Regions from separate parts of the Homo sapiens genome. Here region 2 is linked to region 1. Evidence: read pairs that join two places in POLR2A ChIA-PET (ENCODE). Cell type or tissue: GM12878. All regions are shown on one strand. Links, peaks and the distances in the headings refer to the core of each region. The heading gives the core; the rest is flanking DNA. Region 1 has its middle 20 kb from the start of LINC02644. Region 2 overlaps LOC105376481 (a long non-coding RNA gene).

The links. ChIA-PET counts read pairs that join two places held together with the same protein. Peaks named below come from ENCODE experiments on the same cell type or tissue, not always from the same donor. Only the 100,000 strongest peaks of a DNase experiment are listed, where the experiment ranks them.
Region 2: POLR2A ChIA-PET joins it to region 1 with 10 read pairs; 2 of 35 experiments call an interaction of 5 or more read pairs at or near these places.

What each region holds. Positions count from the first base shown.
Region 1 is chr10:30,737,885-30,748,498 of GRCh38, forward strand. No RefSeq gene overlaps it. Among named protein-coding and RNA genes, the nearest start is that of LINC02644, 20 kb to the left of the region's middle. RefSeq lists enhancers at 445-534, 595-664. In GM12878, for the core only: no CTCF peak of the experiment used is centred there; DNase peaks (open chromatin) are centred at 4,787 and 5,710; H3K27ac peaks cover 1,165 bases.
Region 2 is chr10:31,153,703-31,164,316 of GRCh38, forward strand. It overlaps LOC105376481 (a long non-coding RNA gene), which reads left to right. Exons shown (of 3, transcript XR_001747410.3): 3 at 1,691-2,227. Among named protein-coding and RNA genes, the nearest start is that of LINC02664, 29 kb to the right of the region's middle. In GM12878, for the core only: no CTCF peak of the experiment used is centred there; no DNase peak of the experiment used is centred there.

The DNA of each region.
Region 1 (10,614 bases), core at 1,795-9,794:
GGCAGCCCATCCTTCTCCTTAGGGCCGAAGGGAGTTGAGGTTAAGTGTTTGTATGTTGGACAGTCGGGCTTGTCTACACCAGCTGGCGGACTTCCTACCAGGCTCTCACCTGGAGGCCTTTCCAGCTATCCTGATTGGCCGTGTCTTTGGGAGAACAGAGGCCCATGTGGTGCTCTCCCGGCTGGAAATTTTGCATCCTTGAAGACCTGTAAGTCTCCACACAGGGTCCCATAGACACCAGGAGGTGAACTAGTGAATCAGAGGAAGTCCCCTGCATCTTGTCTGACCGGTGAAGGCTGCCGACTGTGCCTCAGATCGCCCACACCATGAACGAAATCTCATGGGGATTTCTAGGCTATTGTCTCCCTGGTTTAGTTTATGGGGTAAGTCAACCACTGCTGTGTGGGTCTGGCCGGCCTCCAGCGATCATCAGGTCTTGCGTCTGGTTTCTGTCCCCATCACATGAATATGGATGCACCAAGAAAGGACACAGACATTGGATCCCAACAGACAGACATGGGTTTGAATCCTGACTCTGCCTCTTGACGTCTCTGTGACCTTGAGCAGGTTTTCTAACCTCTAGGGGCTCCAGTAACTCACCTACAACCTGGGGGATCCCATGCCTTCCTACAGGGCTTCAGGATTAGCAAGTGAGTGTGCCAATGTTTGGCTCCAAGCAGACACTCAATGAATGGTGAGAAGCGCCCTTATTCTTGGAATGGAAGCATTCCTACTTCTGTTAGACAGCCGTTGGCCACAGATATAACCATGTGGCATGCATGTGGCCCCTGCCTACTCCACACACTCTCACTAGGCAAGTCCTGAGCCATCCAGATTCAGAACTTTCTGACCAGCCAACGGCTTTGGACAGAGTCTGTGGAAGGTAAGACCCTCTACAGGGACAGGATCAGCTGCTGCAGGCAAGCATGCTGGCCAGAAGCTGCTGCTTCCTAGGGGACGAGAGAGCTACTGCTGAATTTGGCTGCAAATCGCTGCTAGGATTCCCATGGGTGCACCTGCTACCCAGGGAGCACCTCCAGAGTGGACCAGCCACCTGTGCCATAATGAGAAGCATAGGCCAGGCACAGTGGCTCAGGCCTGTAATCCCAGCACTCTGGGAGGCCAAGGTGGGCAAATCACTTGAGCCCAGGATTTCAAGACAACCCTGCGCAACATGGTGAGACCATGTCTCTGTGAAAAATAAGCTAAATTAGCCAGGCGTGGTGGCTCACGCCTGTAATCCCAGCACTTTGGGAGGCTGAGGCGGGTGGATCACCTGAGGTCGGGAGTTCGAGACCAGCCTGACCAACATGGAGAAACCCTGTCTCTACTAAAAACACAAAATTAGCCAGGTGTGGTGGCACGTGCTTGTAATCCCAGCTTCGTGGGAGGCTGAGGCAGGAGAATCGTTGGAACCTGGGAGGCAGACGTTGCAGTGAGCCCAGATCGTGCCACTGCACTCCAACCTGGGCAACAAGAGCGAAACTCTGTCAAAAAAAAAAAAAAAGAAAGAGAAAGAAAGAAAGAAAGAAAGAAAGAAAGAAAGAAAGAAAGAAAGAAAGAAAGAGAAAGAAAGAAAGAAAGAAAAAGAAAAGAAAAATAAGCAAAATTGCAAAATTAGCTGGGTGTGGTGGCACACACCTGTGGTCCCAGATACTTGGGAGGCTGAGGTGGCAGAATCACTTGAGCCTGGGAGGCGGAGGTTAAAGTGAGCTGAGATTGCATCACAGCACTCCAGCCTGGGCAACAGAGCAAGACCCTGTCTCAAAAAAATAATAATATATATATGGTCTTTTTCAGTTCCTGACACAGAACTCTTAAAAGCCTTGGAATTTCCTGAGGGATGGGGGTGAGAGGAGGTGACTTTTGTTCTAATTATGCGACTCTTGCTGGGCCCCTAGATTGTTTCAGGATGGGGGCTAGTCACAGAAAGACCAAATGTTGCTTAGAAACCTGGAACTTTCAGCCCCGCCCTCCAAGCTCTGGGGAGAGGTGAGGAGCTGGAGATTGAGTTAATAACCCATCTTGCGACCAGGCTGGTGGTTCACACCTGTAATCCCAGCACTTTGGGAGGCTGAGGTGGGCAGATCACGAGGTCAAGAGATGGAGACTATCCTGGCCAACATGGTGAAACTCCGTCTCTACTAAAAATACAAAAATTAGCTGGGCATGGTGGCACGTTCCTGTAGTCCCAGCTACTCAGGAGGCTAAGGCAGAAGAATTGCTTGAACCCGGGAGGCGGAGGTTGCAGTGAACCAAGATCGTGCCACTGCACTCCAGCCTGGCGATAGAGCGAGACTCTGTCTCAAAAAAAAAAAAAAAAATCAGTCATGCCTACGTAACAAAACCCCCATAAAAACTCCTAAATGATGGAGTTCAGAGAGCCTCTGGGTTGGTGAACACATTCTTGTGCCAGGAGGCTCTTGCACCCCAACTCCGCAGGAACAGAAGCTGCTTTGCTCAGGACCCTTAAGGACCTCATCCTATGTACCCTCCATCCACCATCATGGGAACCCTCAATTTATAGCCAGTCGTTCAGAAGTACTAGAAGCCCAGGACGTGCAACCCCATCAGGAGCAAGTGCAGTTTTGTGGGACTGAGCCCTAAAACCTGTGGGGTCTGTGCTCACTCCAGATGGTTAGTGTCAGGATTGGATTAAATTTTTTTGAAGTTTTAAGTTCAGGGGTACGTGTGCAGGATGTGCAGGTTTGTTACATGGGTAAATTTGTGTTATGGGGATTGGTTGTACAGATTATTTTATCACCCAGGCATTAAGCCTAGTATCCATTAGTTATTTTTCCTGTTTCTCTCCCTCCTCCCATCCTCCACCCTCCAATAGGCCCCACTGCATGCTCTTCCCTTTTATATGTCCGTGTGTTCTCATCATTAGCTCCCAATTATAAGTGAGAACATGCAGTATTTGGTTTTCTGTTCCTGTATTAGTTTACCACATGCACAAATATGTTCATTGCAGTGCTATTCACAATAGCAAAGACATGGAATCAACCCAAATGCCCATCAATGGTAGACTGGATAAAGAAAATGTGGTACATATACACCATGGAATACTATGCAGCCATAAAAAAGAATGAGATCATGCACTTTGCAGGGACATGTGTGGAGCTGGAGGCCATCATCCTTAGCAAACTAACGCAGGAACTGAGTTAAATTTTTGAACACTCAGTTGGTGTTTAGAGAATCAGATAATTGGTTATTAGTGTTGGAAAATACCCCACCATCTAAACTTCAAAGTGACCAGGAAGTCACTCCCAGGGAGTGAGGGAAACATCTGTGATATTTCCTTTAATCTATTCTTTTCCTTCCTCAACACAATCTCATTAATGAATGGCCTCAGGCAGGGGCAAAAAGTGATCAGGGACATGTCCGAGAACCTTCCTTTGGAGCTATATAGGTCTTCACCTCGTATTAGGAAAGGCCAGGCTATCTTTCCCAACAAGTCAAGCCATTGAGGTCATGTCAGAGGGTCTTAATGAGTCAGAATGCTTGTAAACATTAAAAAAAAATTTAAATCTCTAATTCATCAGTATTGCTAGATCTTTGAAAGGTCCTAGACTGTCAACAGGTGATGCTATTATTTCAGGTTTCCAAAGGACATATGACAGTCAGCCTTCAGTATCTGCAGATTCCACATCTGTGGCTACAATCAACCATGGTTTGAAAATATTCTGGGAAAAAAATGGATGTTTGTGTCATACTGAACATGCACAGGCTTCTTTTTTCTTGTCATTATTCCCTAAACCATATAGTATAGCAACTATCTACAAAGCACTTACATTGTATGAGGTATCATAAGTAATCTAGAGATGATTTAAAGTATACAGAGCATGTGGACAGGTTGTGTGCAAATAGGACACCATTTTATCAGAGACGTGAGCATTTAAGGAATTTGGTACCTGCGGGGGTCCTGGAACCAGCCCCCATGGATACGGAGGGACAATTATACTTTTAATCTTATTTTGCGCACAATCTTTAAGGAGTTTTAGTTCTTGTTCTCCTCCTGCCCGTGATACTTGAGCCTCCCTTGCTGCTTGTCACACTGGACAGCCACCCCATCATCTAGCAGAACCATCCAGAAAAGGAAAACAGGACAGAAAATCAAGGTTCACAGAGACCTGCAAGTCCACCATGGCCATATCTTCTCTTGTCTCCGCCCTGTTCCTGCCCCTCCCTCCACCAAGGTAATTCCCTATTTGACTTCTCCTTAAATGGTCTCAAAGACAAGTGAAGCCCAACTTGTCCAATGGTGGACTTATGATTTCTTCCCAGCCCTCCCGGCCAGCTCCATGTGATTGATCCCTTCTGAGGTCCCAGTGGCATGCATGGCATCAACCTCCATTCTGGAAGTTGCCCAACAAGAAAACTGAAAATCATCCTTATCATTTCCTTTATTCTCATCACTCAAACCAATGCATCTCCAAGCACCAATCATTTTACCTCCTCAAGATCTCATAAGTCTACCCATAGTTCACTGCCTGGTCCACTGCCACCCCCTTAGTCCAGGCTGTGTTCATCTCTTGCTCTGAAAAGGGTGGAAGATTTCCCTTTGGATCTAGTCAGATTCTCTTCTAATCTAATCCCCATACTGCATCTATGATCATCTTTCCAAAATGCATATCTGGTCCTAGCACCTCTGTTTAAAGGCCCCCAGGGGCTCCCCATTGCTCTTTTAAAAACTCCAATTCCGTAAGAAGCCCATAAGGCCCTTATTCAAATGCCCCTGGTTCTCTGTGTTCAACCACACTGGCTCCTTTCAGTTCCTCCCACGCCCTGGCAGCCCTTGCACACAGGCCATCGCACAGGCTCTGTCTTCCATCTAGAATGATCAAATGCCACCACAACTCCCCTTCGTCTAGCCAGCCCCTGCTTTGCCTTGAGATCTCACTCAAACATCACTTAGTGAAAAACCATCTCTGACTGCTCAGTCTGGGCAGTTCCTTTAAGACAAACTCCCCTCTAACTTATTCTTTTCTTTCCTCAGAGCATGCATCCCTGTTTGCAATGACATATTATTAATGTGATTGCTTGACTCATTTCTGTGCTCATTGTTGAGCTCCAGTGCCTAACACAGTGTGTCCTTAACAAATCCTGACTGATGAATGAATGAATAAATGAGTGAGTTAAAATATTGGGTCCTTGATTCCTCTTCTGATATTCTAAGATTTATGGGATCCCAAAATTGGTCAAAGCCACACGTTCCAAATATCCACAGATATATGTTGTCGGAAGCACGGAGTATTTCAAAGCTACAGGTCACCAACAGGAAAGCCATCACGCAAATGTGTGACACTCAGTCATTCTCAGGCACTTGGAGGAGAGGTCACAGATTGGGAGAGGATTCGGGCCTGAAGGCTTTTTGAGCTAATCCAATTCAATTTGGATATCACACCTGTCATTTCAGCATGGCTCCCACATGGCTTTGAAAGAGTGGTAGGGGCATTTGGGGTTATCACAGGATCAGAAAGCGTCCTACTGTCATAGGATCAGAAAGGGTCCTACTGTATTCACTAGGAGGGCCAGGGAACCTAAAAGGGCTTCAGTGTTGGGGCAATCCCATGCAACAATCCCATGCTCTAATGCTAGTTGCACTTTGGTGAGAAATACCAAGAGGAGTTTGGGTGGGGAAGGAGTAACACAATTACTTGTCCCCCTAAGCAACACTCACGATTCTAAGGTATTGAGCATGCTACAGCATGAAATAAGGAAACAGCTGTTTATGAAGGTACAGGGAACAAGGCAGTGGTCCCACAGCTGCCCCATTCTGGGATTCCCAGTCTGGTGCCAAAGCAAAACCCACACAGTCTGGACTATGGCCAGCACACATGCATGCACACAGATAGACTGTGGTTGGCATGTGCACACACACTTGGATGGGCATGGCTGGCACACACACACAAGTGATGCCTGTGGCTGGCACCCATGCATACAGGCACACACACAGGTGGATGGGTGTGGCTGACAAAGGAGATGGTGTTAATGGAACCTCCTTGATGAGGACGACCTCTACCATCCTTGCCGTGGCTTCTTTCCGGATAGACCTGGGGGTGTAGGGCTGGGTCTCATGGAGCCTCCAACCAGGGTGGATGTAGATCACCAACTCCAGCTCCAAGGCCAGGTTCCTTTCTTCTTGTATGTTGTTGTTGTTTTTAAGCACAAGACCCATTCTAGGCAACAGAGGCCCAGTTAGGATTTGCTTCACCACTTTATCTTGCATGGATAGAGATTTAATTAATCCTACCAGGATTCAGAGCTATTTTATGGGATATCCAAGTCTACTATTTCTCTCCAATTTATGATGAACTCTAAACCAAAACATATCCAGTACACTTCTTACATCTTCTTTCCAAGATGTGATCATCATAAATGATGCTCTTTAGAAAATTCCCTGGGCTCAGCTGACCCTGGTTTTCCTTCGCTGTATTTCCCCAAGATCATCTGATCATAAATAGAACTGCTAAGAAGTTCCCCTCCCATCCCCTTGTGACTGCAGAACCTTACAGCATGATATAATATAATATAATATGATATAATAGTCCAATATCCTGTATAAATTCTTCTAGTCTTTATAAGAATTCTGCTAACTTCCCTGGCTGAGGTTCTTCAACAATCCCATTGTTTCTTTCTCTCTGATAACAAACATAATGTATGTTTATGGTAGAATATTAGGAAAAGCACAGAGGAGAAAAATTAAAGATCAGGCCCTCTCTGAACATGCAGAGATAGTCACTGTAAATATTTTGGTGATTCTTTTCCTCCAAGCATACACAGTGTATCCTTCTCTTGTAAAATTGAGATCACATGATACAATGTTTTTTAAGTGACTTTTTGCATTAAGCAATGGATCCAAAACACATTCCACAACATGATTTGTGGGACTGTGTATTGTCACATTTCATGGATGTCTCAATACTTACTTAACCAGTCCCCTTATGCTGGACATGTGTTTTCTGTACAAATTTTGACAGTGCAAGTGGTGCTGTACTCAGCAACTCTCCACTAACTTTTTTCCTTAAAACAAATCCTAGAAGGAGGCTGGGCGCGGTGGCTCACACCTGTAATCCCAGCACTTTGGGAGGCCGAGGCGGGCAGATCACGAGGTCAGGAGATAGAGACCATCCTGGTAACACGGTGAAACCCCATCTCTACTAAAAATACAAAAAATTAGCCGGGAGTGGTGGCAGGCGCCTGTAGTTCCAGCTACTTGGGAGGCTGAGGCAGGAGAATGGCGTGAACCCGGGAGGCGGAGCTTGCAGTGAGCCGAGATCGCACCACTGCCCTCCAGCCTGGGAGACAGAACGAGATTCCATCTCAAAACAACAACAACAACAACAACAACAAAAAAAAAAAAAAAAAAAAAAAAAAACAGAAAAAAACAGAATAAATCCTAGAAGGGAAATGGCTGAGTCAAAGGAGATAGGATTTTTTGTTTGTTTTTTAGAAACAGGTCTCACTCTGTCGCCCAGGCTAGAGTGCAGTGGTACGATCCTAGCTCACTGCAGCCTCGTACTCCTGGGCTCAAGGGATCCTCCCGCCTCAGTCTCCTGAGTAGCTGGAACTACAGGTACACACCATGACATCTAGCTTTTTTTTTTTTTTTTTTTTTTTGAGACGGAGTCTACCTCTGTCGCCAGGCTGGAGTGCAGTGGCGCAATCTCCGCTCACTGTAATCTCTGCCTCATGGGTTCAAGCGATTCTCATGCCTCAGCCTCCCGAGTAGCTAAGATTACAGGCATGTGCCACCACTCCCAGCTAATTTTTGTATTTTTTTAGTGGAGACGGGGTTTTGTCGCCATGTTGCCCAGGATGTTATCCATCTCCTGACCTTGTGATCTGTCCGCCTTGGCCTCCCAGAGTACTGGGATTACAGGTGTGAACCACCACGCCCGGCAGCAAGATGGATTATTAACTCAATCTCCAGCTCCTCAGCTCTCCCCAGAGCTTGGAGGGCGAGGCTGAAAGTTCCAGGTTTCTAAACAACGTTTGGTCTTTCTGTGACTAGCCCCCATCCTGAAACCATCTGATCTGCCCGCCTCAGCCTCCCAAAGTGCTGGGATTACAGGCATGAGCCACTGCGCCTGGGCAACATCTAGCTAAATTTTTAAACTTTTTGTAGAGACAGTGTCTCACTATGTTGCCCAGGCTGGTCTCAAACTCCTGCCTCAGCATCCCAAAGTGCTAGGATTACATGAGCGCCCACAACACAGGTTTTGATACTTACTGCCAAATTGTTTTTCCCATGTCTCATAACAGAATGTACTTTTACAAGCAGCCTGTACAAGTGTCCATTTCACCAGACACTTGTCATCAGTGAGTGGTGGTTTCTTTTCTCTTGTCTCTAATTTTAAATGCAATAGTACACGTTCAATATAGTGAAATCCATCTTCAGACTGCATCGCCGTCCTGAGCAGCCCACAGATGCACAAAAGACAGCACTTCTGAATAACCACAGAAATAAATAGACGTATTTCAAGGCAAATGGAGTGCTGAAATAGGTTTTGTCAACCAAATGACAGAGCAAAACTATTTTTTTCTTTTGAGACAGGGTCTAACTCTGTCACCCAAGCTGCAGTGCAGTGGCATGATCTCTGCTCACTGCAGCCTCACTTCCCAGGAGCAAGTGATCTTCCTGCCTCAGCCCTACAAGTAGCTGGAGCTACAGTCATGTGCCACCACGCTCAGTTCATTTTTGTATTTTTTTGTAGAGACGGGGTTTTGCTATGTTACCCAGGCGGGTCGTGAACTACTGTGCTCAAGTGATCCACCCACCTTGACCTCCAAAAGTGCTGGGATTACAAGCGTGAGCCACTGCATCCGGCTAGAACAAAACTTTTTTTTTTTTTCCAGACGGAGTTTCGCTCTTGTTGCCGAGGCTGGAGTGCAATGGCGCAGTCTCGGCTCACTTCAATCTCTGCCTCCTGGGTTCAAGCAATTCTCCTGCCTCAGCCTCCCAAGTAGCTGGGATTACAGGCATGCGGCACCACTCCCAGCAAGTTTTTTGTATTTTCAGTGGAGACGGGGTTTCACCATGTTGGCCAGGCTGGTCTCAAACTCCTGACCTCAGGTGATCCACCCACTTCGGTCTCCCAAAGTGCTGGGATTACAGGCGTGAGCCACTGCGCCCGGCCACAAAACTATTTTTGTTCACACATTACAGATGACAGTGCGAAGCGTGGTCCTACCCCTATGTTTAAAATAACCTATTAGTGAGCAACAATGTCCCCAGCACTTATCACTCTTTCCACTCTGTTTCTGGTGGCATAGGCTTCACACTGCACAGGGTCACATTTTCAAATCTTATTCCAAGGTTTGTTCTCCCACCGTCTTATATCTCCTAGTTCTCACTTAAGGTCCTGCCAACTTATAGCTTTCTATGTCTTCCCTAAGCTGGGGAAAAAGGCAGGGTGGTAATGAAAGTTCTTGGCTGGGCGCAGTGGCTCATGCCTATAATCTCAGCACTTTGGGAGGCCAAGGCAGGCGGATCACTTGAGCCCCAGGAGTTTGAGACCAGCCTGGGCAATATGGCAAAACTCTGTCTCTACTAAAAATACACACAAACACACACACACACACTTAGCCTGGCATGGTGGTGCACGCCTATAGTCCCACCTACTTGGGAGGCTGAGATGGGAGGATGGCTTAAGCCCAGAAGTTTGAGGCTGCAGTGAGCCGTGACTGGACCACTGCACACCAGCCTGGGTGACAGGGCGAGACCCTGTCTCAAAAAAAAAAAAAAAAAAAAAAGACCTGGCAGGAGAGCAGTGTGGACACTGTCCTCCATCAGAGCGAAGGGTGCGTCTGCTGTGTGTCTGCTGCCTCCCTAACACTGACTCAGGGGTTGGGGACCAGACACGGCATTTGGATGCAGGAAAATGCCGGTGACTCATCCTCCTCTCGAAGGCTGGGCCAGATCACAGCACACTCTTGAGGTGAAGGTACCTCATTTGAAATTCACCAAAAACTCCCAGCGTCTCAAACAGTTCCTTCCGTCTGAAAAGTTGTATAAGATTTGTCACAGTTGGCCATCGCAAGTTCCAGCTCTAGAATTTAATCATCATATTGAACAACTAATTTCTAAATTGGTCTGTGATCAAGACCGCTTTGTAGGACTATTAATTGCTTGAAGTTTGCAGCCAGAAAATATGCGACAGCCTAGATTTTATGGCTCGTTCTAGATAATAGTGACATATGACTGAGAAATGCATCTGCTTCCCAACTCCATAAATTGGATGTTGTTTATAATAATGTAGCTAGAGCAGTAACACTTTATCTTAAGAGCTGCTGTCCCCACGGAAAGTCATTATTCAGTGTACACTTGATAAATTGGTCATCATTCACAGGCAGAAGAGAAATTGATGTGTCCTGTTTTATTTACAGAGGAACAGGCAATATGTTATCTGCTTATTGGACTGATGTTTTTCCTACCAGAAGGATTATGTTGCCTCCTGCGTGTCACTCAGAGAATTTTGTCAATGTCATCAGTCTTAAAAGCTTTATTGCCCGGAGCATAGGAAAAACCCTTTCTAGTCCCAGAATGATTTTCAGAGGAAGACCTTGGAAGGAGATTCTCTTTAGATACAATTTAATTTCTTACTTCCC
Region 2 (10,614 bases), core at 1,594-9,593, 420 kb after region 1:
ATTCTCCTGTCAGCAGAGTCTGCCTGTGGGCCAGGCATCTTGGAAGGAGAGAGGCTGCTTTGCTCCTCTCAGGCCACGATGCAGAGGCTTAGCCTCCCAAGCTTCCTTGGGCACCAAGACTAGCAGCACCCAGAGCTGGGTTTATGTTTGGTTCACCCTGAACTGCACTGACTCACCCCCAGCAGAACTGGGAGGAGCTGACCTCGTCGTGAGGCCTAGTTCTCATTCACCTGGTTATAGGCGCAGTGACTCGGCCCTGTGGTGTTCAAGCCTTCGCCAATGATGCACCTTCATGGGCAGGAATCCATGGGCCCACCCGGGTCTCCGTCTTAGTTCATTTGTGTTGCTATAAAGGAATACCTGAGGCTGGGCAATTTGTAAAGAAAAGAGGTTTATTTCACTTACAGTTCTTCTGGCTGTACAGAAAGCATGGTGCTGGCATCTATATCTGGGGAGGGCCTCAGGCTGCTTCCACTCATGGCAGAGGGTGAAGGGGAGGTGAAAGGGACCTGATGTGTAGAGATCATGTGGCAAGAGACAGGAAGAGGCCGAGCTCAGTGGCTCACGCCTGTAATCCCAGCACTTTGGGAGGCCGAGATGGGCGGATCACGAGGTCAGGAGATCGAGACCATCCTGGCTAACGTGGTGAAACCCCGTCTCTACTAAAAATACAAAAAAAGTAGCCAGGCGTGGTGATGGGTACCTATAGTCCCAGCTACTTGGGAGGCTGAGGCAGGAGAATGGCGTGAACCCAGGAGGCAGAGCTTGCAGTGAGCTGAGATCGCGCCACTGCACTCCAACCTGGGTGACAGAGCGAGACTCCGTCTCAAAAAAAATAAAAAAGACAGGAAGAGAGGGGGGGAGGAGATGCCAGGCTCTTTTAAACAACCACTTCTCATAGGAACTAAGAATAAGAATTCACTCACTCCTGCAAGAATGGCACCAAGCCATTCATGAGGGATCTACCCCCATGGCCCAAATGCCCCGCACCAGGCCCCACCCCCAACAGTGGGGATAAAATTTCAACATGAGACTTGGTGAAGACAAACAAACCATACCTAAACCACCACAGTCTCCATTCAAGGAGAACTGATATTGAAGCACAGTCTTCTCTTGACCCAACCACCCTTTCCATCAGATCCTCCAAAGGCCAAAAAAACATTTAGCTAGTTAGACAGTCCAGAAAGAGGAATTTCTTATCAGAAAGGGCTCTGCAAGAAGACCAACCTGACTTTCCCCCTCCTTCTCTTCTTTACTACGTTCTTTGCCTGACTTAGCCAGGCAAGCTCTTACCGCAGTCTACTCTTCTTGATGGCACTGATGGGAAGGAAGTAGAAGAGACCCACATCTAAGTTTTCTTATAAAAACTTCTTGATCATTTTGGTCAAAAGTACAGTGAGCACATGGTGTGTATATAAATGTACCTAAACCATTGAAATAGCTGGGGATGTGCAGTCATAAGTCACTTAATGTGCTGTTAGGTGATTTCATCATTGTGCAAACATACCGGAGTGCACTTACACAAACCTACATGGTTGAACTTCCTACACGCCTAGGCTACATGGTATAGCCTATTGTTCTCAGGCTGCAAACTTAACCCAGGGTCCCTAGGTTTTTGGGTATGGACTGTGAAAAAGTACCCACTAGTACCTGTTGTACCTTAAGTTCTTCTTGTTTCCAAAAATTCCAGGAAGAAGCTCAGCCCTGGAAAAGCAAAAACCCATTGGATCCAGAGGTGCCTGAGTTGGAGATGAACTTTGGAACTTCCCTCATAACCGTACTAAAATCCCTGACCAGAGAGTAACTTATTTGCCATTTTCTATACATGTGACATATGTAGAAGCATGATCAATGACAGCACATGTGCTATTAATATCTTGCTCCATCTCGACATACAGTGACTCAGCTCACCAGGCCAACAAAAGGCCTGTTTTCACCTTTGATTGGAGGAGGCACTCCTTTGAGAACTATCCCCCATGTCCTCCTCATTTGTTGCCACTAATAAAATCCCTTTAAGTCCCCATTGCTTAAGTCCCCATTGGTTGTGGTCACTGGACTGCCACCTGCCATGTGATGGCACTGACCCGTTGTATGGGTAACAAAACTTATACAGTGTATCACTGTCCTGGATACTGCAGGCAATTGGAATGCAATGCTAAGCATTTGCATAACTAAACATAGAAAAGGTACAGTAGGACTAGGTGTGATGGCTCACACCTGTAGTCCCAGCACTTTGGGAGGCTGAGGCAGGCAGATCAGTTGAGCCCAGGAATTTGAGATCAGCCTGAACAACATGGAGAAATGCAGTCTCTACAAAAAATACAAAAATTAGCTGGGAGTAATGGCCTGTGCCTGTAATCCCAGTTACTGAGGAGGCTAAAGTGGGAGGATCCCTTGAGCCCAGGAGTCTGAGGCTGCAGTGAGTCATGATCTTGCCTCTGTGCTCCAGCCTGGGCAATAGAGTGAGACCCTGTCTCAAAAAAAAAAAAAAAAGATACAGTAAAACTATGGTATTATAGGCCAGGTGTAGTGGCTCACGCCTGTAATCTCAGCACTTTGGGAAACCAAGACAGGTGGATTGCTTGAGGCCAGGAGTTCAAAACCAGCCTGACCAACATGACGAAACCCCATCTCTACTAAAAATACAAAAAATTAGCCAGGTGTGGTGGTGGGCACCTGTAATCCCAGCTACTAGGGAGGCTGAGGCAGGAGAATCGTTTGAACCCGGGAGGTGAGGGTTGCAGTGAGCCGGGATCACGCCACTGTACTCCAGCCTGGGCAACAAGACTGAAACTCTTGTCTCAAAAAAAAAATGGTATTATAATTTTATGGGATCAATATCCTTCATGTGTCTGTTATTAACTGCAATGTTGTTATACAGTGCATGACTCTTCTTGGTCTGGACCACCTGGGACCTGGTTGAAGAGACTAGATACCAGCTAGTTCAGCCTTTATCTTGACAAAATCAAAAGAGTTGCCAGAAAGTCCTAGAATCGCCAGTTGTATTTTAAATATTGTGCATATAAATATAATGAGCAGTATTTGGTTTTACTACCATCATTTATTTCAGCATAATTAAAGCCATTTCTTCTTTAAAAATTGACTGTCGTATTTATATTTATAATCTGAGTTCAAGATTCTAAATTTTACTAATTCTTTTACTATTTCATCTTTTAAAAAATTATCTAACATATGGAAAGAAAAGGGAAAGATTACTCATTTAACTGGAATCATGTTTGAAACACTCTGAATATATTTCCTAACATTTCCTGATTGATTGCCTGGGAAATAAATATGCCCAAATGGTAGCATTATATTTATAATTCTAAGTCAGGAATATTTCCCTTATTGCTCTGCCTCTGAAATAGAGTCCCAAGAAAGTGCATAAAATATCAAAATAGTGTTTTCAATATCTGCCAAACCTGAACGTTTGCATCTCAGAAAGCAAATGTGCAACTAGTGAGTAAACTGCCTCTTTGTCAAACATAAATGTGGCAAATTCTAAGGCAACTCCTTTTCGACTAAATTGTCTCAGCATGCAGAGCAGCAGGGAGAATGTTTGCTATAGGACACAGGCAAAAAAACAATCTTTATGTTATTTTTTCCAGGAGGGTATTACATTACGTTTCAGAGAGAAATGATGAGCTATTCATGATGAAATGGCACATTTTCTTGCAGAATCACCTACTCTATTTAAATGTGTTCGATTCTTTAGAAGGTGTCCCTAATGTCCCACTGAGTCACAGTCTCCTCCCTGCCTCCTCTCCAAGTTCTTCCTTCCTAGCAGAGGAGATGTTAATGAATTCTGAAACATGACTCCTTGCTCTGGATGTCCACGTAGCCTGACCTCTCTAGATCCACTCTGACAGCACATACATGCTTTTCAAGAGGCACAATTTTGTCTTGTCTGGAGAGCAATGTAATTAGAAAGCAATTTGGCCCACACACGCAGCTTCCATGGTCACTTGGCACAGCCTCAGCCTCCTTCTGGCGGGGCTGGTTTTGTTCTGCTTTGGCTGGCCTCCTAGATGTCTAGCGGCTCAGTGATCCTCGTCCTCGCTTGCTCGGAGCCCAGGCTTGGCCAGACTTAGAGAGTGTCAGGTGCTGTCTGCTGGGAAGCCGTGGGGGCTGCACTGGAGCCCCACGTCGGCCCCATGTCCCACATGGCCTCCGGACATGTGCGGTGACGCCTCTGCACAAAAGAGACTCAGAGACCTGACATGAGCGGCCCAACCACTCTGTCTGGCTGGCTTCCTTGACTTTATTTGCTGAGCATCCAGAGGACAAAGAGAATCCGGTGGCACATCCAGCCCCCCAGATCTCCCTTATTACATTGCTCACAAATTTTTCCTCATCCCCCAGGCTCCAAATTGGCAGTGATCTTTAATTCTGCTCCCTCCATTTGTCTCTGCGTCCAACAAGTTACCATATCCTACACATTTGGCCTTCTCATTTCTGCCCTCGATACTGTAATTCAGGCCTCTTATCCAACCATTGTAACAGCCTCCCAGCTGTTATTTCCACACGGAACTCCACTTCCTCCAATTCTATTATAGCATTTCCCGGTAGTCAGATTAGTTTTCCAAATATATAGCATTGGCAATGTTATAATATCATCCTCCTGCTCACAAATCTTCAGTGGTTTCTCATGGTCTATAGTTTCTTTATTTGTGCGTTCTGGCCCACTGCCTGTTTTTATAAATAAAGTTTTATTGGAACATAGCCACATCCATTTGTTTACGTATGGCTTATGGCTGCATTTGTGCTATGATAGCTGAGTTGAGTCATTGTGACAGAGACCACATGGCTTTCAAAGCCTAAAATACTATTTGGCCTTTTACAGAAAACATTTGCTGGCCTCTGCTCTAAACTGTGCTCCAGTTTTCCTTTCTGGTTTTCTTTCTTTCCTTTTTTTTTTTTTTTTTTTTTCGAGATAGAGTCTCGCTCTGTCGCCAGGCTGGAGTGCAGTGGCGCGATCTCAGCTCACTGCAACCTCCACCTCCCGGGTTCAAGCGATTCTCCAGCTACTTATTTCCCGAGTAGCTGGGAAATAAGTACACCCAAACGGTAGTATTGGGACTACAGGCACGTGCCACCATGCCCAACTAATTTTTTGTATTTTTAGTAGAGATGGGGTTGCAACACGTTAGCCAGGATGGTCTCGATCTCCTGACCTCGTGATCCACCCGCCTCGGCCCCCCAAAGTGGTTTTATTTCTTTATAGCCTGGGCTTTCATGCTGTCGTGCCTTGGCTTTCATTAATACACTCTCTGCTTAGGGAAATGCAACCCTCCAGGCCCATTTCAGGGGGACCCTCTGCATGGAGACTTTCCTAACTTCTGTTTCAATGTGACCTCCCCTCACTTTTTACTTCGCTATGGCATGTTGAGTGTTCTGGCTTTTACTACAAATATTAATCAGTATCCTATTGCTTCTCCTCTCACCCCAGTCTCTAAGCTCCTTAAAGGCAGAAGTTATGTCTTATCCATCTTTAAATCTCCCCAGGGTCACCTGAATATAGTTACTTAATAGATATTTGGAGATTTTCTTGACTCGGAAACTAGGAGTCTTTTCTTCCAGTGGCTTCCAGAATAGATAATCAACATTCCCCTACTGGGGAGAAACAAGGTGGGAGAATGAATACAACCTATGCTCCCCTAGGAAGGTTTTAAGAATTTTATTTTGTGTTTCTTGTTTTGTTTTGTTCTTGTGCATAAGAGATTAAGGAAATACACAGCTACTTTATAAGAGACTCCTTAAGAAAGAGATGGAGGCAGGACCAAGGAATGCACAAAGGATGGGGTATTTTGCCATAAAAAGTAACTGCAATACACTGAATGTGTCCCCCAAAATTCATGGTTTTAAAAAATTAAATAACTGCTTTTATTGAGATATAATTTGATGTTTTGATATGCATATGTATTGGGAAATGATTACTATAGTCAGGCTAATTAACATATCCATTACCTCACATAATTACCTTATTTTTGTAATGAGAACACTTAAGATTCACTGTCTTAGCAAATTTCGAGTATACAATGCAGCATTATTAGCTATAGTCACCATGATGTACATTAGATTTCTAGAAGCTACTTCATCTCAAATAAATGAAAGTTTATACCTTTTGACTAACGTCTCCATTTCTCCCAGCTCTCAGCCCCTAGAAGCTGTAGAGATCCATGTTTTCGCAAATGACAGGATTTAGAATTTCCTTCTTTTTTAAAGCTGAATAATATTCCAGTGTGTGTGTGTGTGTGTGTGTATCACACACACATGCATCTATGTATTATCTATCTATCCATCTATTCTATCTATCTATCTATCTATCTATCTATCTATCTATCTATCTCTCTATCTAGCAATTTCTTTATCCATTTACCTGTTGACAGACACAGATTGTTTCCACATCTTGGTTAGTGTGAATAATGCTGCAATGAACATGGGAGTGTAGCTATCTCTTCAATATACTGATTTTATTTTCTATAACTTTGTAATATACTTTGGGATTGAGAAGTGTGATGCCTCCAGCTTCATTCTTTTTTTTCTCGAGACTGCTTTGGCTATTCAGGATCGCTTGTTGTTCCATACAAATTTTATGATTATATTTTCCATTTCTGTGAAAATTACCACTAGAATTTTGATGGGCATTGTGTTGAATCTCTGGATAACTCTGGGTTGTATGGACATTTTAACAATATTAATTCTTCCAGTCCACAAACACAGAATATCTTTCCATTTGTGTCTTCTTCAATTCCTTTCATCAATATCTTATAGTTTTCTATGTAATAGATCTTTCACCTCCTTGTTTAAATATACTTCTAAATACTTTATTATTTTTTATGCTATTATAAATGAGATTTTTTATTGATTTCCTTTTTGGATAATTTGTTGCCGGTGTAAAGAAACACTACTGATTTCTGCATGTTGATTTTGTATCCTGCAACTTTACTGAATTTATTAGTTCTAACAGTTTTTTATAGAGTCTTTAGGGTTCTGTACATATATAATCATATCATTTGCAAACAGAGATAATTTTACTTCTTTCTTTTTTATTTGGATGCCTTTTATTTCTTTTTCTTGTCTAATCACTCTGGCGAGAACTTTTAGTACTATGTTGAATAGAAGTCATAGTGTGGACATTCATGTACCAGACCTTACAGGAAATGCTTTCAGATTTTCTTCAATGATTATGACATTTGCTGTGGGTTTTTCATAAATGGCCTTTAATCTGTTGAGGTAAGTTCATTCTATACCTATTTTTTGAGAGTTTTTAGCAAGAATGGATATTGAAATTTGTTAAGTGATTTGTGTGCATCTATTAGGATGATCATGTGATTTTTATCTTTCATTCTGTTAATACAGTGTATCATGTTGATTGATTTGTATATGTTGAACCAATCTTGTATCCCAGGGATAAATCCCACTTAGTCATGGTGTGTAATCTTTTTTATGTGCTGCTGGACTTTGTTTGCTAGTAATTTAGTTTGCTGGTATTGAGGGTTCTTGCTTTTTATTTATCAGAGATATTTGCCTTTAGTTTTTATTTTTCTTCCTTGTGGTGTCTTTGTATGATTTTGATGTCAGGGTAATGCTGGGTTCACAAAATGAATTTGAAAGTATTTTCTCTTCTAGTTTTCAGAAGAGTTTGAGAAGGATTGCTATTAATTATTCTTTGACTGTTTGATAGAATTAATCAGTAAAGCCATCAGGTCCTGAGCTTTTCTTTGTTAGAAGGTTGTTGTTTACTGATTTAATTTTCTTATATCTTATTGGTCTCTTCAGGCTTTCTATTTCCTCTTGATTAAGTCTTAATAGGTTACATATTTATTGCAGCACATCCATTTCTGCTAGGCTATCCAATTTATTGGTGTGCAATTGCTCATAAAAGTCCCTCATGATCCTTTTTATTTCTCAGGCATCCACTGTAATGTTTTCTCTTTCACTTCTGATTTTGTCTAGTTAAGGGTTTGCAAATTTTGTTTATTTTTTTCGAAAACTCAGTTCAGCTTTGATGATTTTTCTGTTCTTTCTTTTAATTCTGTATTTGATTTATTCCCACTCTAATCTTTATTATTTCTAGCTAACTTTGGGAAAAGTTTGTTCTTCTTTCTAATTCTTTGAGCTATAAAATTAGGTTACTTGAGGTGTTCTTTTTGTAATGGAAACAAGCATTTATTGCTATAAACTTCCCTCTTAGTAGTCTTGTTGCTGCATCTCATAAGTTTTGATATATTGCATTTTCATTTCTGTTTATTTTGAGGTATTTAAACAATTCTCTTTTGATTTCTTGACTCAATGATTATCAAGGAAATGCCATTTGGCTTCCATATATTTGTGAGTTTTCCTGCTTTCTCACTGTTATTGATTTCTATTTCATTCCCTTGTGGTCTTAAAGATACTTGGAATGATTTCAGTCTTCTTCAATGTGTTAAGACTTGTTTTGGAACCTACATGTGATCCATCCTGGAGAATGTTCCATATATGTTTGAGGAGAATGTGTATTCTTCTGCTGTTGGGTAGAAAGTTCTAAATATGTCTGTTAGGTCCATTTAGTCTAGAGCATTATTCAGTCAGCTATTTCTTTATTGATTTTCTGTCTGGATGTTCTGTCCATTATTGAAAATGAGGCAGTGAATTCTCCTATCAGTATTTTACTGCTGTCAATTTCTTCCTTCAGATCCGTCAATATTTACTTTATATATTTAGGTGCTCTGGTATTGGGTGTATATATTTTTATAACTGTTAGATTATTCAACCCTTTTATCATTTTGCAATGACTTTTTTTGTCTTTAGAGAGTTTTTAACTGAAAGTCTATTTTGTCTGATACAAGTATAGCCAGCCCTGTTTTCTTTTGGTTACTATTTACATAGAATAATTTTTCCTTCCCTTCACTTTCAACCTATGTGTGTTTTTAAATCTAAAGTGAGTCTTTTATAGAAGAAAATTGATGGATCTTGTTTTTTAAATCCATTCAGCCACTCTAAGCCTTTTGATTAGAGAGTTTAATCCATTTATATTTAAAGTAATTATTAATAGGTGAGGACTTACTACTGCCATTTTGTTAATAGTTTTCATCTATTTTGCTATTGTTTTGTTCCTCTCTTTCTTGCCGTCTTTCTTTGGTATTTGATAGTTTTTGGTAATGATTTGTTTTGATTCCTTTCTTTTTATCTTTTGAGTATCCATTATGGACTTTTTCCTTGTGGTTACCATAGGGTTTGCATAAATTATCTTATAGTTATAATCATCATATTTTAAGTTGATAACTTGACTTCAATTGCATTAAAAAACTCTACACTTTTACTCCCCTCCTCTCACACTTTGTTTTCTTGTAGTCAGAGTTTACTTCTTTTTATATTGGGTGGCCATTGGCAAACTTTTGTGATTCTGGTTATTCTTTTTTTTCTTTTTCTTTTCTTTTCTTTACTTTTTTTTTTTTTTTTTTTTTTTTTTTGAGACGGAGTCTCGCTCTGTCGCCCAGGCTGGAGTGCAGTGGCATGATCTCAGCTCACTGCAGACTCTGACTCCCTGGTTTAAGCGATTCTCCTGCCTCAGCCTCCCGAGTAGCTGAGATTACAGGCACGCGCCACCATGCCCAGCTAATTTTTTTTTTTATTTATTTAAAAAAAAATTTTTTTTTTCAGTAGAGATGGGGTTTCACCATGTTAGCCAGGATGGTCTTGATCTCCTGACCTCATGATCCGCCTACCTCAGCCTCCCAAAGTGCTGGGATTACAGGCATGAGCCACTGTGACCAGTCGATTCTGGTTATTCTTAATATATTTCTTAACTTTTATATTAGGGTTAAAGGAAATTTACGCATTGCTATTACAGTATTACATTATTCTATATTTGACTCTATATTTACCTTCATTTATAAGATTTATGCTTTCATATGCTTTTACACTGCTGTTTAGCATAATTTCAACAAATAACTCCCTTAAGTATTTCTTCTAAGGTAGGTCCAGTGATTATGAACTTCCTCAGTTTTTGTTTGTCTAGGGAAGTGTATTAGTCAGAGTTCTCTTAGAGGGACAGAACTAATAGGATACATATATTATATATATATCTATAATAGGATATATATATAATCTATACCTATAATAGGATATATATATATTATCTATATCTATAATAGGATATATATTATATATAATAGGATATATAATATATAATTTATAATATATATTTATAATAGGAGATATATATATATATATATATATATATATATATATATATATATATATAAAGGGGAGTTTAAGTATTAACTTACACGATCACAAGGTCCCACAATAGGCTGTCTACAAGCTGATGAGCAAAGAGAGCCAGTCCAAGTCCCAAAACTGAAGAACTTGGAGTCCGATGTTTGAGGGCAGATAGCATCCAGCACGGGAGAAAGATGGAGGCTGGGAGGCTAGGCCCGTCTCACCTCTTCATGTTTTTCTGCCTGCTTTATATTCGCTGGAAGCTGATTGTGCCCACCAGATTAAGGTGGATCTGCCTTCCCAAGCCCACTGACTCAAATGTTAATCTCTTTTGGCAACATCCACACAGACACACCCAGGATCAATACTTTGTATTCTTCAATCCAATCAAGTTGACACTCAGTATTA